Linked DNA regions of Homo sapiens: region 1 is linked to region 2. A link is a loop called in an ENCODE intact Hi-C map of the cell type or tissue named here. Cell type or tissue: endothelial cell of umbilical vein. All regions are shown on one strand. Links, peaks and the distances in the headings refer to the core of each region. The heading gives the core; the rest is flanking DNA. Region 1 has its middle 50 kb from the start of SLIT3. Region 2 overlaps SLIT3 (slit guidance ligand 3).

Evidence for each region. A loop is a pair of places that touch in the nucleus more often than their neighbours do. Peaks named below come from ENCODE experiments on the same cell type or tissue, not always from the same donor. Only the 100,000 strongest peaks of a DNase experiment are listed, where the experiment ranks them.
Region 1: it touches region 2 in a loop (6-fold over the local background); 2 of 110 quality-filtered maps call a loop at or near these places.

What each region holds. Positions count from the first base shown.
Region 1 is chr5:169,346,769-169,355,844 of GRCh38, reverse strand. No RefSeq gene overlaps it. Among named protein-coding and RNA genes, the nearest start is that of SLIT3, 50 kb to the right of the region's middle. In endothelial cell of umbilical vein, for the core only: no CTCF peak of the experiment used is centred there; DNase peaks (open chromatin) are centred at 1,354, 4,764 and 5,624; H3K27ac peaks cover 2,431 bases.
Region 2 is chr5:169,159,516-169,168,591 of GRCh38, reverse strand. All of the region lies in intron 4 of SLIT3 (slit guidance ligand 3), which reads left to right. Among named protein-coding and RNA genes, the nearest start is that of MIR585, 100 kb to the left of the region's middle. RefSeq lists enhancers at 3,049-3,913, 3,914-4,780. In endothelial cell of umbilical vein, for the core only: no CTCF peak of the experiment used is centred there; DNase peaks (open chromatin) are centred at 3,931, 5,961 and 7,231; H3K27ac peaks cover 2,994 bases.

The DNA of each region.
Region 1 (9,076 bases), core at 264-8,263, 190 kb before region 2:
TATTGGGATAATTAAATTAAATAATATATAAAATATGTATACAGTGTCTAGAATGCAAATAACAATAACTCATAGTTTTTATTCTTCGTTTCTGTGCACATCTGTAATGGGCTGTTCAGGATGGGGGCATGCCTGATTCAATACTTTTGTCTATTTCTAGTGCCTTGTACCTACTAAGTGTCCATCAATGTACATTGATTAAGGTTAAACATGGTTTTTTATTTTGTTTGTTTGTTTTCCGTTCTGCTGCGCAGGCTGGAGTGCAGAGGCACGATCTTGGCTCATTGCAGCCTCTGCCTTCCAGGTTTAAGCGATTCTCATGCCTCAGCCTCCCGAGTAGCTGGGATTACAGGTGTTACCTGTAAAATTACCACGCCCAGGTAATTTTTGTATTTTTAGTGGAGATGAGGTTTTGCCATGATGACCAGACTGGTCTCAAACTCCTGATCTCAAGTGCTCCACCCGCCTCGGCCTCCCAAAGTGCTGGGATTACAGGCATGAGCCACAGTGCCTGGCCAAGGTTAAAAATGTTTTTGAGGAAAAGTACAGGAATGATTGAATTTGCTTTGTACCTAGATCCATATCTAAATAGGAACTATAAAAGTCACCTTCATGTTTTTTTTTTCTTTAAGCCCCATGCCAGCCTGGATACCTTTGTCATTTTTAAAGAAATTATTTATGAATGGTAAGAAATCATTCAGAAATGATTTAGGGAAATTCATCCAATCTCCCTCTCAGTGCAAATGTTTCTCATGCAATACCTGTGATTCAGCATCTTTTTCAGGTTTGTCATCAGTCCAGAGCTTTATGGGGGAAAGAATCTCCTAAAACAACTGATGTAGGCGAGGGGTCCATCAATACCACTGGCTCTGAGATTCCACTATAGCCCCCAGGACTGCCCACGGGCTCTTGGTTCTTTGCTATTTTCTCTGGTTGTCATTTTTGTCTGCAATCCCCATAATACAGAAAGTTTGACTCAGTGTGTTTAAGGATCAATTTCTTTTCCTTCATTATGCCTAGATTCTAGTGAGTCTTTTCAGTCCTTGAATATTGACATTTTTTTCAGCACAGAAACATTTAAATCTATTTTTACCTTTGACCATTGCTTCTAGCTCCATTTTACAGCACTATTTGTCCATATCTTGAATCTTTAATCTCTTGTCTCCAATTCTCTATGTCTTTATGACTTTGTTCTCTTTTTGTTAATTTTTAAATTTTGAGATCATTGTAGATTCACATTGTAATTGTAAGAAATAATACAGACACATCCCATGTACCCTTTGCTCAGGTTTCTCAGGGTAATATCTTGCCAAAATATCACAATCAGGATGTTTACATTTACATGATCCACCAATCTTATCAGATTTTCTGTTTTACTTGTACTGGTGTGGGTATGAGTAATCTGGGTGAGTGTGTGTGAAAGCGTATGTATTACTTAGTGTAAATACTTAGTTATGTGTAACTTTATTACATATGTTGGTCTGTGTATCCACCACCACAGTCAAGACAGTTTTATCTCCACAAATATCACCCCTGTTGCCTTTTTATAACCACATCCATCTCCCTTCTGTCCCACTTTATACTTTGTGTTTTTGTTATAGTTGTTGTTGTTTGTTTTTTTGAGACAGAGTCTCACTCTGTCTCCCAGGCTGGAGTGCAATGGCGTGATCTTGGCTCACTGCAACCTCTGTCTCCCGGGTTCAAGTGATTCTCCTGCATCAGCCTCTAAGTAACTGGGATTACAGGCACCTGCCATCATGCCCAGCTAATTTTTGTATTTTTGTAGAGACAGGGTTTCACCGTGTTGTCCAGGCTGATCTTGACCTCAGGTGATCTGCCCACCTCAGCCTACCAAAGTGCTGGAATTACAGGTGAGCCGCCAGGCCCGACCCCCAACTTCACACTTTGCTCTTTTTCTCTGCATTAAAATTTTGTATTTGTCAACTCTATTATTGACTTGATTTTCTGCAATATTAATTCTGACCTTTACTGCCTCTAGTAAAAATGGTAATTCTACTGTCATACTTTGTTTCCTCACAATCCTTTTTTAAAAATCTTATTTGTAAATCTTTTTTATACATCTTTATTTTTCCAGGTTTATTGATATATAATTGAGGAATTGTATAAATGTAGGTTGTAAAACATGATGTTTTTATATGTATACATTGTGAAGTGATTACCACAATCAAGTTAATTAACACCTATCATCTCATTCATTACCTTTGTGTGTGTGTGTGTGTGTGTGTGTGTATGTAGAACACTTGAGATCTACTCTTTTAGCAAATTTCAAGTATACAATACATTATTATTCATATCTCTTGTTTTATTGTCCTCTTTTCCCTTTGTGGCTATTTTCATATAAACATAAAATTGTGTAGAAGCCTGGAGAATCATCTAACCCAGGCAGGCAAATATGCTGACACATGTTTCTCTCCAATGGCAGACATTTCTGGTCAAATACTGCTTATGGGATGCAGTACACCCAGCAAATACAACTAATCGATTGAATATGGCCTGCAAAAGCAAGCCTGTTTGCCATTTGTGGTCTCTTCCAATCCTTCATTTTACAGATGGAGAAACTAAGGACAAACAAGAGAGCATGTACCAAACGTGTTCAGGTAAGTTAGTGCTAGAATTTCGTACTATCTGAAAATGATGAAATGGAAATCCATTGCCATTTGCATTCAGATAGTTCCGAGCGACTTGGCCTCAGGGAAGTTTTTCATCTGAGTTGGATCTATGGTACTTCTGGAAGGCCAAGAACTCTCGGGAAGGATCTGCTGACAAAGCTATTTTTCAAAGAGGAGAAGGAAGGATAGAGGATCCCACCTCTAAGGCTTTACTCTACTCGTTCTATTATTGGAGACTTCTCTTTTCTGCCTTTCTCTTGTGCTAGTCAAATCATGCTTAAAAAGCAAGTAGGATTTGGCCGGGTGCAGTGGCTCACGCCCGTAATCCCAGCACTTTCGGAGGCCAAGGTGGGCAGATCACCTGAGGTCAGGAGTTCAAGACCAGCCTGGCTAACATGGTGAAACCTCGTCTCTACAAAAATACAAAAAATAGCTGGGCATGATGGCAGGTGCCTGTAATCCCAGCTACTTGGGAGGCTAAGGCAGGAGAATCACTTGAACCTGGGAAGCAGAGGTTTCAGTGAGCTGAGTTAGAGCCACCGAACTCCAGCCTGGGCAACAGAGCGAGACCTCGTCTCAAAAAAAAAAAAAAAAAAAAAAAAGCAAGTAGGATTCAATTAGGCTGTGTGTGATTAAAAATACAAAATAGCACTGGTGAGAATGGATATTGAAGGACAATTTGCCATCTCTAACCCAAAGGATACTACCATATATGTAGACCTTACTTCAGAAGAGAGGCAGTTTTACTTAATGGGTGGAGCCATAGACGCTGGGTCCAGCTTCCTGGGTTTAAAGGCTTATTAGCTGTGCTTACCTCTAGAGCTTATTAGCTGTGTTCCTTGAGCAAGTTACTTCATCTCTTTCTGCTTCAGCTTCTTTATCTGTAAAATGAGGATTATAACATCAGTACCTGCCTTACAGCAATGTTGTAAAGATTAAATAAACCAACCTATGCAAAATACTTGAAAGGGTTCCTGGCATAAAGTAAGCAATATATAAGCATATAAATATAAATCTAATTACCATTTTCAACATGTTCCAGACACAATGCATATATTGGTCTTATGAAGTAGATATTTATTTTCTCATAAATGAAACAAAGACTCGGGAAGTTATACAACAAAAATAAATCCTGATAAGAATAGAGAAGAGAAGGTTCCTATTGCCAGCCTGGGGAAGTCCTTGAAAGCTTTAGGGAAGAGCAGGCAGATGAGTACAGATGAAAGGAAGGGGAGCATTGAAACATGAATAGATGGAGAAAAAGAAAAACATTCCATGCAGTGTCGTGGGTGCCAGGTCTCCTGGGAGAGGACATTAGATGCCCAGACTTGGACCAGCAATGACATTCCATTCACTATGCATTGAATGAGCATCCATTAAATACATACCATGACACAATTATGATGGGAAACGTAAGATAATACATGTAACCCCAGCCTCAGTATGTCTACTATATGTTCTGCCAAAATAGAATGAGTAGGTGAGGTGGAGGTTGCTGACCTTCATGCCCACCCTTTTATTGCATTATTTTCTAATAAATTCCTGAGCACTGAGCAGATGAAATATGCCAAAGAAATAATACTTTGAGGTCCATTCCTCTGTTACCAAAACTGTCATCAGAGTTTGTCTCCTCATTGGTAGCTTCAGAATAGGCTTTGCAAACACAAATGCCTATAGGGCCAAAAAGGCCCTTGAATGTTACTACACAAGTGAAACATTCTGGATATAAGTGCAGGGGCATCAGAATGTAAAAATCGGGGTGAAGACTCTGGAAACCTAGGGAGCACACCACCTGTACCAGGGATATCCATTCTTCACTTGCAGTGGGTTATTGCCAGGTCTTTCAATGCTTTAACAGAATCAGAAATGTGGTATGTAATGTAAAAGCTCCTTATCTTTAAAATGTTGCATCAAATATTGTAAACAAAACTAGGTGTGCCAAACAAAACATGTTCGAATGTCATTTTTTAAAAACTCTTGGCTACCAGCTGGAGCTCAAACAAACAATGACATGCAGTGAATGCTCTTATCCTTTCCAGGTCTCTAAGAAAACCCAAAGTCCCTGCCTCCAACCTTCCTCCCCGACAGATACCCACACTACATCCCCTCGCTCCTACTGGCTCCCCAGACAATGAGCTGGACAATATGACCCAAGAATTTCACTGCCAAGGTATTGCTGCCAAGGTTTTCGAGTTTCAAGTCCCTAGTTTAGAGTGAGTCATCTCAAATTCAATTAGTGGAGAGTTCCTCTGGGTTCAGTCACCAGTGGCAGAGGGAGAAATGACTCAGACGGTGGAGCATGCAGTGCCTAATGGGTCCAGCATGTGGGGGCTTTTGAGATTGTTGGGCACGGTGCTCATGGTGCCCGAGGGGAGTACAAAGCGGGGCTGGAGGTTGCAACATGCTCTCAGCTCAACTCATTGTTGGCTCTTTTGGACTGAAAGATATTTGAGATATTTGTATTTGACCTCAAACATATGGTGGATCTAGCACCTCAAGGATATATATTATTATAAGCCTGTTGGCTCCTATTCCAGCCTCGTTTCCTTCTGCCAGCCTGAACTGCACATTTTGCATTCTGGCATTACCAAACTATTGTAATTCCCCAGGCTCTTTCTTGCCTCTATACCTTAGTGGTGCCATTGTTTCCCTGGAATACCTATATGTGCTTCTGACAAACTCCTTTTTGTGCTTTAAAGCTCCAAACAGACATCACTACTTTTGGGAAAATAACTCTAACACCCCCCCATTTGTTAAACTTGTATTCTTCCTTTGTCCATCTATAATTTGAACTTACTTTTCACATTGTATAAAAACCATTTGCTTATCTGCTTGTCTGCCTAGTTAAGGAGAAGCCTTTAAGGTCAGAAAGCTTGTAATATTCTTCTTTACAGATGAAAGTACCTTATGCATGGGCAGGCAGTCCATCATAGTTTACAGAGCAATCTTGGATTGAAATACCACACAGCTCTGAAATGACTCAGCGTGGACTATCTCAATCCTATGGGCCAGACCAACAGTATCATTAACTCAGCCTCTGCCATGTAAGCCCTTCTGAGTTGTCTGTGGTCATAAGCACAATAGTTAGAGCAGGAAACACAGGAATGCACAGATAATCCAAAAGTCAATAGTTTAACCTAGCCCAATCATTCACTCAAATCCAGTAAACATCTTTTGAATAACTGCTCTGTCAGGCACTGTTCTGGGCACTTGGGATATAGCAATCAATAAGATTGCTCTTATAAAGCTTATATGTGGTAGGGAAGAGAAATTAAACCAGTAAATATAAAGAAGAGGATACCAAGTAATAAGTACCCTAAGGAGCATCACACAGGATAATGTGATACAGATGGATAAGGTGGGGTGGGATTTTAGATGGTGTGGCAGGGCTAGTCTTTCTAGGAGCACTGCATTTGTGCTGAGACCTGAATTATGAAGATCTAGCAATAATAAGATGTAAGGACAGAGAGAGCATTTCCATAGACCAGTGGTCTTCAACCTTTTTGGCACCAGGGACTGGGTTTTCCACAGATGGAGGCGAGGGTAGGGATGGTTTTGGGTTGATTCCAGCACATTACATGTGTTGCACACTTTATTTCTATTATTATTACATTGTAATATATAATGAAATAATTATGCAACTCACCATAATGCAGAATCACTGGGATCCCTGGGCTTGTTTTCCTGCAACTAGACTGTCCTATCTAGGGGTGATGGGAGAGAGTGACAGATCAACAGGCATTAGATTCTCATAAAGAGCACCCAACCCAGATCCCTCGCATGTGCAGTTTACAATAGAGTTTGCAGTCCTATGAGAATCTAATCCTGCTGCTGATCTGACAGGAGGTGAGCTCAGGCGGTATTGTGAGCCATGGGGAGTGACCGTAAACACAGATGAAGCTTCACCCACTCACCTACTGCTCACCTCCTGATGTGTGGCCAAGTTCCTAACAGGGCCCCGACCAGTACCATTCTACAGCCTGGGGGTAGGGGACCCCTGCCATAGAGGAAACAATGACTGAAAATACTTGGCACTGGAAATGAACCTTGTATGTTCAAGGAAGAAAGAAGGCCAAAGTGGCTGGAGCAAAGTGAGAGAGGGTAAGAGATAAAATGGAAGGTGTAATCAGGTGCCAAACCAGGAAGTGCTTTATAAGGCCATAGTGAAGAATCCAGATTTTTTTTGATGTGATAAAAAACCAATAGAGGGTTTTGTGCACCTTTCTTCTATTCTGTCACTTTCTTCCAGTGGGGATGTATGCTCTATGAGAGAAGGAGGAGAAACAGTAGAATGGAGTAGCTGAGGCTGAGATTGAGCACAAAATGTCCTTGTGCTTATGGGCCTAACTTCCAACTGAAAGGCATTTACTATTAGTGCTGGGGTCAAAGTCTTGGCAGTGCTATTAGGACACTTGCAGACTCCTTGAGGTGCATCATTATTGGAAAGATTAGACTACCTCAAAGTGCAGTGTCCTTTCTGATGGTTATAGGAATCTTTATGGACCTACATCCTTTTGCCCTATTAAATCGCCTAGAACATTGCTTCTCAAACCTTAACATGTACAAAAATCACCTGATGGTTGTGTTAAAATATGAATCCTGATTTGGTAGAGTTACTGCATTTCCCATCATCTTTTAGGTGATGATGAGACTGCTGGTCTGCGGTCTACCTTTTGAGAAGTCAGAGGACTAAAGTCAAAGTCCTTAGACTGCCTCCAGTTCTACTGTTCAGATCCAGTCCCATTGATTTGAGGGCTGGAGTGTTCTCATATAAAAAGAGGTAGAAGATGAAAAGTAACTGAGATTTGAAATCATATCTAGGCCACTGAACCCTGAACTAGGCAGTGAAGCCAGACGGACCACGCCAAATCAAAGCCCTGGAAGTTTCATGTAGTCATTCCAGACATGCCCCTGAGGCCACCAGAGCCATTTGTTCCAAAATCACTTGGAAGACAGAAAGCAATTTGAAATCATGCCTGAGCCCCAGGCACCCAGGGCTGCCCAGTGGGGTCAGCTGCCCCTGATTGAATGGCACTCCATTTCTGTCCCCCAGAAACACTGGGATCCCCAGCCTGTTCCTTCACGAAGGTTCTCTTTTTGTATTGCTTCAGAGTATTGCACAGGATATTAGCCACTTCCTTCTCTATAATTCATCCTTCCACTTTGCCATCTGGAATATTTCTCTTTTACAAGTGCCTAAGTTGTTACAGTTTGAGGCAGTTGAATCCTAACTTTGCCATTTGGGGTAATTTATTGTTTTTAATGCTTTCTTCCAAAAATTCAGATTCTGTGGTTTGAAACAGAATCCAGCCAAGATTTTTGCTTCCTAGTTGGACATCTGGTTGTCTGTCCTTTCCAGGTCTTCTCTGGGTTTATTTTTCAGCTTCCCGCAAGTGACTATCAGCTCACTCCTCTCACTACATCCATTATTTTCCCCATTCCCAAACACAAAGCCCTTGTGTTTTGTTATTATTGTTGTGACAAACACTGTCATGGCACTGTCATTGACTGTCCTCAATGTCACGGTCACATCCCTTATGTGGGAACTAAGAAAGTTCGTGGGGACCAGTAGGCTGTAGTTTCAGTTGTAACAAAAAGGTACTGTTTACCCTAAAACACCTTCCTACTGATACTCCAAATCCTAATAGATATTTTTTGAGTTACTTATCACATTCTTGATGTCTGGAAGACAGACAATAGGTGGAAATCAGTAAAAGATGAACAATGAGGTTGGAGGAAGGGGACCAAACATTTATTCAGTATTTACTATGTGTCAAAACTGAAACTGAATAGAATAGGTGATATCACCCCTACTCTACAGATGAAGAAACCAATACCCTGAATAGGTTTCCCAAGGAATCCTGAGTTACAGAGCAATGGAGTCAAGATTGAACAAGTTCTAACTCAAAGTCCTTATGTTTGTCATTATTTGATGCCGTGAGGTTAGTACTGGAGGGTTAGATGAGGAACAGGACACCAGGCAGAGAGATGAGAATTGGATTCTGGGAGTATTCGAGTGTGGGATAACTGAGCCTAATCAAGCAGGTAGCCAGAGTGGGCACAGAATTTCAGGACCAGGCACCAGCTACTAGACAGACGCTCCATCATGACCTAACCTTGGCATTATTGCAAGATTTTACAAGCTTCTTATTTATGGGAAGAGCCACACTCTGAATTTGGCTATCTTGAAGGTTACAAGTCAAAGTGAATGGCAGTAACCTGCTTTATGGAAACCCTGAGTAGGTGTAGAGCAAGACAAGTTTATCCCTGGAATCCCTTCCATGATCTTATTTGAAGAAGTATTCTTAGGTAACAATACCCCAATGGTTCCCAACCCATGGGAGCTTCTGAATAGTTAGTACACCTGGGACCCATCCAAGACCAACTGAGTTGGGTTTCTAGGTGTGGGGCCCTGGCATCTGTGCTCTCTGAAGTTCTCCAGACCT
Region 2 (9,076 bases), core at 665-8,664:
TTGATTTAGTGACACCTAAATCATAGAGCCGTTGTAAAGATTAAATGAGATGCTGCATGTAGAGCTCCCAGCACAGTGCACAGCATTTAATTAACACTGTCTCAGTAAACATTTGCTATTTTTATCATCTGACTAGTGGAGTGCATTTTCCCCTGTCAGAAAGGCTTCAAGGCAGGGGAGAACTTAAAGCCAGATTGTGCAGCAGCCCCAGAGAGCTGGTGTTCTGCAGTCGTAGAACAATAGAAGACAAGATTGTAGAATATTTATTATCTTTTAAAGTTATTTTTCACCTTATTAAGAATGATTTGAGTGAGCGGTTTTGGATATAATACTAAATCACAGTTTTGTAAGATGCATAGCCTACTTTCTGGAAACTGTTTTCATTACTGCTAGACTGTAGGAAGGGGCTGACCCGTGCTTAGAGTGAAGGGCCCAGGAGGATGTGAGGGATTTGGGTTCTGTTGACCTACGGTGTAGGAGAAATGCTTGAAGAGATGGGGAGGAGCTCCCACAGGAAATTCTCATGTTTGTGCCAGTCTTTGTTGCCAGAAATCTCAACAGAACATGAAAGTTCAGATCCCCAGAGTGGACAGGCTAGGAAATTCTCAGGTAGAGTTCCAAGAGAGATGTGTGTACCTTCCTTCAGGAGGAGTAAGGGGAAACGGGGGCAAACTGGGGCAAATTATGGAGAAGTTCCTTGATTGCTGGCATATGGCCAGTGGCCAGAGACCCTGCTGGGACAACAGACTGGGGACTAGGTAGTGCAGCCAGAGTGTCAGTGAGGGGTTGCTGGGTGGCAGGTGGGCGGGGCAGAGGGTGCTAGGAAGTGGGTAGAGGAAGCAGAAGTTCAGGTACCAGAAGCCAGCCTGCCTGGGTTGCCACCCTCTGCTCCTTACCAGTGCAGATTAGCCTCTCAGGGTCTCAGTTTTGTCATCTGTGAAATGGGCATGATCATAGTACTTCGCTCCCAGGATTGCTGTGAGGATTAGGTGAATTATTGCTTAAAAGTGCTTAGAGGCCGGGCGCGGTGGCTCAAGCCTGTAATCCCAGCACTTTGGGAGGCCGATGTAAGCGGATCACGAGGTCAGGAGATCGAGACCATCCTGGCTAACACGGTGAAACCCCGTCTCTACTAAAAAACAAAAAAAAGTTAGCCAGGTGTGGTGGTGGGCACCTGTAATCCCAGCTACTCGGGAGGCTGAGGCAGGAGAATGGCGCAAACTTGGGAGGCGGAGCTTGCAGTGAGCCAAGATCGCACCACTGCACTCCAGCCTGGGTGACAGAGTGAGACTCCATCTCAAAAAAAAAAAAAAAAAAAAAAAAGTGCTTAGAACAGGGCCTGGAACCAAGAAGTCATTCAGTTCATATTGGTCAATATCATCGGTTTTTTTTGTTTTGTTTTGTTTTTGTTTTTGTTTTTAAGAGACAGGGTCTCACTCTGTTGCCCAGGCTGGAGTGCAGTGGCACAACCATAGCTCACTGCAGCCTTGAACTCCTGGGTTCAAGCAATCCTCCCACCTCAGCCTCTAGAGTAGCTAGGACTATAGGTGTACATTATCATGTCTGGCTAATCTTAAAATGTTTTTCAGACATGGAGGGGTCTCGTTAGTTTGCTCAGGCTTTTCTCAAACTCCTGGCCTCAAGCATCCTCTCACCTCAGCCTCCCCGAGCACTGTGGGATTACAGGCGTGAGCCGCCGTGCATGGCCAGTCATTGTTATTAACAAAGGGATAGGGGAGGTACATGGGAAAGTCACTTTGGAGAATATTCTACATTCTCCAAGTGACATGGGATCATACACAAACCTATCTAGATAGGAGGCATCATTCTTTTCATTTCTTCCATTCTGGAGTTACTCTCACCTGTGCTTTTTGGGCAATGACTGAAGTAAACCAGAAACTGGAAACAATGAGGCCTGTAGCATTAGGAAGGTGATATTGGGGATGGACTGGGTGGGTTGAAGAGGGCATGGTAATAATACCATGGAGCACCTGTCGAGCTCCCACCCTTTTGTTATGTGCTGAATTTACCTAACCACAAACAGATGCCAGGAGAGGTGAAGTGACTTGATCAAGATCCCACAGCTGCATTATAATGAGGTCTCACTAGCATGCAGACCGAGATGTGTGTGACTCTGGGACTCTCGCTGTTTCTGCCACCTCAGCCCACTCCCCCATTGCTCAAGATGATCTCCACTGCCCTGCGAACTGTAATATGGCTCTCATGGGCCTTGATGTGCCCGCTGCTAAATGAAGCATCTGAGCATGAACACGTTGAGAGAATAATTCACCAGGCAGCCCTTTTCTCATTAAGAACATGTGTCAGCAAACGATTCTCTAGCCCAGCATGAACAAGAACTTTGGGGGGAGTCTTTGGTCTCCATGGCAAAGACGGCTAAAAAACAAAGGCAGTGACCCCAGAAGAGGAGGAGGAGAAAAAAATTAGTAGCGTTAGTCTTAGATGGAAAGGTGAAAGAATGTAGTGCTTGGTTTCTGGAGTCAAATCCTGGCTTTGATCTTTACTGTGTGACCTTGGGCAAGTTATTTAACCTCCCTGTTTCTGTTTCTTTATGTGTAAGATAGGCATGATGATATGAATAGTGCCTACCTCTTAGGTTTCATCCCATCAACAAATATCTGCTAAGCACTCATTCAGAGCTAGGCACTCAGAAACTATTTCATTCTAGGTGCTGGGGACATAGCTGGGAATGAAAGAGCAAAATGCCTCTCCTTAGAGGGCTCATATTCTAATGGGACTCCCATTCTAGTGGGGGTGCACTTGATAGACAAGGTAAACACATAAAGCAACTGGTATGTTGGACAGTGATACATGCTAAGGAGAAAAATTACACAAAGCAATTGTCTTTGGGGGTGGAAGGGTGGAGTGAATTTTAGATAAGGTAGCCAAGGAAGGCTTTAATAAGAAGGTGACACTTGAGTAAGGACTTGAAGAAGACTTGAAGAAGGTGAGGGAAGGAGCCATATGCATATTTGGGGAAATATTGAATGAACGAATTTGTCAAATGAATGAATCCGTGAAAAAATAGGGTTGTATGGATGAAATGTGATCACAATAAATGTAACGCACTTAGAATAGTGCAAGATGCATAGTATGTGCTCAATAAATATTAGCTATCTTCATATTTAGCAGATTAGGCAGTGAAGTTGTTGCTGTCACTCCCCCTACTTCTGGCTTTCTGAAAGCATTTTCAAGATACGCAGAAAGGAAGGATACAGAAGCCTCTTCTGATTCTATTAGCAGACTGCATACAATAGGATCTCTCTTTTAGGTTGGCCTAGGCACAAGTTAAGACTCATCACACACACCTGGATTATAAAAATTCTCTTATGCATGCAGCCCTTCTGAGGTTTCTCATACTTTTGTGTAAATTGCATCACTTGTTTCTTCCAACATCCCTGTTGGGTAGCAAGGCAGGTGCCTTTAGTTACCCCCTCCCCTAGCAAAGGCAAGGGATCTAGCATTTCCTGAGCACCTACTATGTGCCAGGCACTCTGCTAGTTGTTTTGCCTATATATGTTGGCTCCCTTATCCCTCCCTAGAGTCCGGGAGGTCATGCATTATCATTACTGTTTGAAAGATGAGGAAATCTAGGTCTGGCTCCCCAGATTGGCACAGCAATAAGCTGCTTGCTGGGCCTGAAGCCCAGGCATCCAACGGCAGGGTATCTTCTGTGGCTCACGCAGTGAGCCTGCCCCCATCTTTGTCCCGAAACCTTGGCATGCCACCCCAGCAGGGCAGCCTTGCCTGGGAAGCCTGGGAACAGGGCGTGTTGTTGGCTTGCAGTTTAATTGAAGTGGAAAGCAGCCCATTGAGACAGGCCCAGATCTGTTAATCCTGCTTGTAGGAATGCTGGAGATAAAAGCAGCCATGGACCTAGAGAACAATAGCTCCACATACCAGCAGGAAAGGGCACTGTCATTGCCCCAAACCAAACAACTGCCAGGGCCTGGAGGGTCTGGCGGGGAAGGCCCAGGATGAGGCTGACTCATAGAGATGACAGAACAGCCCGGAGAGAATGGGAAAATGTAGAAGGCCAAGTTTACCCCAGTGCATATATACTTTGGGGCTGAGTAATGTGGTAGACAAATCACTCCCTTCACCATCCCACCCAGAGTGGAAGCACACCCTGAAGCCTCAAGGATAATTTCTACTTAAAACAGTTGAGTAAAATGGAACCACAGACTCTGCTGCTTCTTCAGGAAAAGGGGCTGCGGTCCTGAGACTCCCAACCCGTTGTGCTAGAATGGGACCTTGGGAAGGAAAGCTTTCTCCGAGGGAATTGAATTAGCCGGAAATATTTAAGATCCCATTTTCCCTCCCATTGGCTTGTATTTACTGGTCTTGATGGGGAGTCCGAGGATGGTACTTAGAGGCCCTGCAATGGAAATTCTAAAACAATTGACCAGACTTTCGAATGTGTGGTTATGTTTAGATGTCTTGGGTTGCTTTCCCCTGACTTTGAAAAGGAGCAGACAAAACATGTTGATTTGCGAACATCCTTCCAGAACATAAATCACTGGGGTGAGTGTGGGGTTGGAGTCTGTCATAGCTCACTGGGAGATGGGCCCACTGCCTGTCTTTCATGGTCTCCCCTTTGCACTCTGCCCTCTGCCCCATGGACATTCTCACTGGGGGCCCGCAAGCATCACCTCTGCCCAGGCCCAAAGGAACGAATGGGGCAAAAGTTTGAGGAATTTGCCTTGGTGAGTTTTATAGAAAAACTAGCCTGAAAGTGGTAAGATTGGAAGAGCGCAGGAGTGGTCACGTCACCCTTCCTTCCGTTGTCCAGTAGAATGACACTAGATAGTTCCTGAACTTCCTTAGTATTTCCCGATATGCTCTCTGCAATGATAAAATATCCAGATTTTATCTGGGCTGATAGCTCATGCTATCTGTCTAATCGCTTTGGTGAGGTTGCCAGCCTCAAGGAGAAATCAGGGAGAATCAGAAATTAAACATTTTTCAGTCATTTTTTTCACACATATAAGTTGCATTTTGGTTGTTCCTCTAGAGAGACACTAGGGAAAAGGGAGCCGCTATGATGTCCACAGCCCTCATTCCAAACACCCATTGATTAAACAGAGCCTGGCTCAGAAAGCCTGTGTCGGGATTAAGGTACTCATGTATCTTAAGTGCAACTTGGATTTCCCAGTTCAACCTGGGCTTCATGCATTGGAGTCTGCACGTTCAAAGTGAAAGTCATGTAAATCAGATGAATTTGACTATCAGCCTGGCACACCTTTTCATTTCCTTTTTTTTCCTCGCACGGTGGCCTGGGCTGGAATGCAATGGCACAATCTTGGCTCACTGCAACCTCCGCCTCCCAGGTTCAAGCGATTCTCCTGCCTCAGCCTCCTGAGTAGCTGGGATTACAGGCACACACCACCATGCCCAGCTAATTTTTGTATTTTTAGTAGAGGCGGGGTTTCACTATGTTGGCCGGGCTGGTCTCGAACACCTGACCTCATGATCCACCCACCTCGACCTCCCAAAGTGCTGGGATTACAAGCGTGAGCCACCGTGCCCAGCCCCTTTTTTAATGATCATCAGAGCCATTTTCTTCTCCCTCCTGTCTGTTATTGAGATATTTACTCTGTGTTGGAATCAGGTTCAAGTTCCCCATTCTCTGCAGGTCTTTCTCCCTTAGAGCTATCTCCCTACTCCTACCTTACCTTCCTATTATGATTTGGCAGTGAATCCTGTATCACCTGGCTGACAGATCTTAATGATGACCCTGGCCATTTAGCAACTAAGCCTCCTACCATGTGCCAGGCATCATACAAGGTCATTGCCCTAACTTCATTTTATCCTTACAGCAGCCTGAAAAGGTAAGGGGAGCCAGGCCCAGTGAGATTAAGTGACTTCATTAAAGTCCCACTCATAACAATCGGGGTCAGGAATGGTGTGAGCTCTGTTTGACCCCAAACCTCTGAACACGGATGCTTTGACTCATGGTGTGGTCAGTGCTGTTGGATAACTTTGCGCACATGCTTGTCTGGTTTTGATAATTAGGGAATATGCTTTGCAGGGCAGGAAGCTCACATTTCTTTGTGTCCCCATGGCATCTGGCACAGCACTTTTCACTCCAAAGACCTGCATGACTGTGTGTTGCTTGAGAGGTCTGAGCAGCTCATGTTCACTTTGTGCTGATAACCTGGAGACAGGAAGGAAAGGAACTTCTTCTCCTGCTGTAAGGGCAACATGGCGATACACAGCACATCTCAAACTCTGTGCATCCCAGTCTCCTGGAGGACTTGTTAAAACAAATCGCTGAACCTACCCACCAGTTTCTGAGCCAGTGGTTCTGCATGGGGCTGGATAATTTGCACATCTACCAAGATCCCAGCTGGTCTTGGACCCCACTTTGAGGATGACTGTCATACTGGGAAGTACAACCCAAATTCGAATCCCATCTCTGTGGCTTACTAACCACGGGCAAGTTTCTAGAACTCTCAAGGATCCAGTAGCACCCTCTGTAATGAAAGCATAATAACATCAACAAGTTGTTGTGAAAATTAACTGAATATCCCATATATACATAGTATTTCTTTAGCAAATACAGATACAGCACTTTATATGTGCTAAACACGTGTTGGCACCCTTTACAAACATGAACTTAATTCTCATAACAAGGCTAGGTAGTAGTCCCTCTGTTTTCTTCCTTGTACAGAGAAGGATACTGAAGCCCAGAGATGGTCTATGACTTGCCCAGGGTCACCCAGCTAGTAAGTGTGCAGAGCTGGGCTATAATCCAGACAGCCTGGCTCCTGAGGCCCCACCCTCAGCTACCACAGTGGACAGTACCTGGCCTGTCTCTTCCCCATTCCCAGGTTACACTAAGAATGGGCCCTACAAAAGGGCAGAGATTATTTTTCTAGTTCATAGGCAGATTAACCATACATGAAAAAAAAAAAAAAAAGACTGTTTTATGACCACAGCTTTGAAACCACATGGTTGGCCTCCCTTCTGATATCAGTATGGTCAGCCGGGAGTGACTGTTTCTCTTTAAACATCTCTGGCACCGAGGTTTATCATTGCTCAAGAGGACGGTGCTTTAAAGAGGCCTTCAGGCTGAAGGAGTGGAGGCGGCAGGATGCGGGTCAGTAATAAAAGTGAAGAGAGATTTGCAGCTCCCCCATGGAGGGCCTCAGGAGTCTAGCCAGTGGGCGGGTACAGAGGCTCGGCCCAAGGAAGGGGCAGTGATGGACAGGGTGGGAGGGGAGCAAATAGTTTCAGCATGGCAGAGTAACTGAAGCTGAGAGGGCAGGCAGTGGGAGAATTCCAGCTATGTCATGGGAAATGGCTATGGCCAGGGCTCTGAATTAGCGGCCGACCACAAATCCCCTGGGACCCTGCCAGGGGTCAGGAGACTGGGGCACCGCTGGGATGCCAAATGGTATGCCATATTTCATTGTCAGAGGAGGAGGAGGCGATTTTAACTGTTATCCCTAGATGTGAGTGCTGGCACTGCCAGGAGCTGAGAGCTGGGTGGGGACGTATGTAGGAGTGAGAGAGAAGCTAGAAAAATCCGCTTTTCATTCCAAGGAACAACATAGAGGAAAGACCAAGCCATGCCGCTGGGGATTCGCATGATCTCAAAGCTTTTTTGGCCACCATCTCTGAAGGCTTTCTGCCCTTTTTTCTTTTCTCTGCAAGGTGAGACATCAAAGTCTCCCATTGCCATGTTAGAGAGCTAAAAGGGAAATGCTGACCTGGATCCCTCAAAGTGTAGGTGGATGGAACAATGGGGCTTCTGGGAGAATGGGCTTCACGTGGTTGGCCTGTTTGACATCTTTGGCTTGGAGCTGAGCAATGAAATGTGGAAAAAAATCAGCTTTGAAAGTAAACGAGCTCAGTGCCCAGCCCACGCTGGGGATGCTGGGAGGGATAGGGTTGTATCACTTGATTCATTCCTCCAGCTTATCTCAAGTCCTGGCACCATGAGGCCTTTATAAATGTTTGTTGAGTGAATGAGGGGACTGATTGATTAATTGCTTAATTATGTCCAAACGGATGATAAATTCAAAAAGAATCTTGGCTAACTCTTTAGAAATGCTTGATGAATTAAAGGTTTTTCTGAACTCATCATCGCCCCCTGTGACTGTGAAAGGAAGCCTTTCACCCAGGCTAAGAGGAATGGACACGTCTCTTTTTTCTTAGGTATTTCACTGGATTTCATTTACACTGTAAATAAAGGTTAATAGCCTAGGCCTTAAAGTTAGACAAGTGAGGTTCACACTGGGCAGGTGAGATGTGTGCCCTTAGGCAAGTCACTTAACTTCTCTGAGCAGTAATTTTCTCATTATAAAAGGAAGATAATAGTAGTGTCTTCCTCCTCAGACCATTAAAATAATCTCTCTGAATGGCATGGCACAGTGATAGACATGTAATAGCCTTCAGTAAGTACAACTCTTTGGGATCAGTGAGGATTAAGTTCAACTAAAGGAACATAAAACCCCTTAGTAATGGCTTAAACAAGGTAGAGATTTGTTTTTCTTTATGAATCTACAATTAGGAAATCTATAGTTGGTATGGTAGTTCTGCTCTACCAAGTGCTCAGAGACCCAGGTTGATTTGGCTTTGTTCTATTATCCCTATGTTGTGGCCTTATCCCAGTAGTCTAAGTTGGAGTGGCAGCCATTATATACATTTTCTAAGAGGCAGAATGAAGGAAAAACAAAAAATGGGAAAGGGCATGTGCTGGTTGCATTTTAAGGGAAGTAGCCATGTAGCACTTTTGCTTATATCACGTTAGCGTATAGTTGGGTCATGCTTTTTTTTGTTTGTTTGTTTAAGAGACGGAGTCTTGCTCTGTCACCCAGGCTGGAGTGCAGTGGTGCAATCTGGGCTCACTGCAAGCTCTGCCTCCCAGGTTCACGCCATTCTTCTGCCTCAGCCTCCCGAGTAGCTGGGCCTACAGGTGCCTGCCACCACGCCCAACTAATTTTTGTGTATTTTTAGTAGAGACGGGGTTTCACCATGTTAGCCAGGGTGGTCTCGATGTGCTGACCTTGTGATCCGCCCACCTCAGCCTCCCAAAGTGCTGGGATTACAG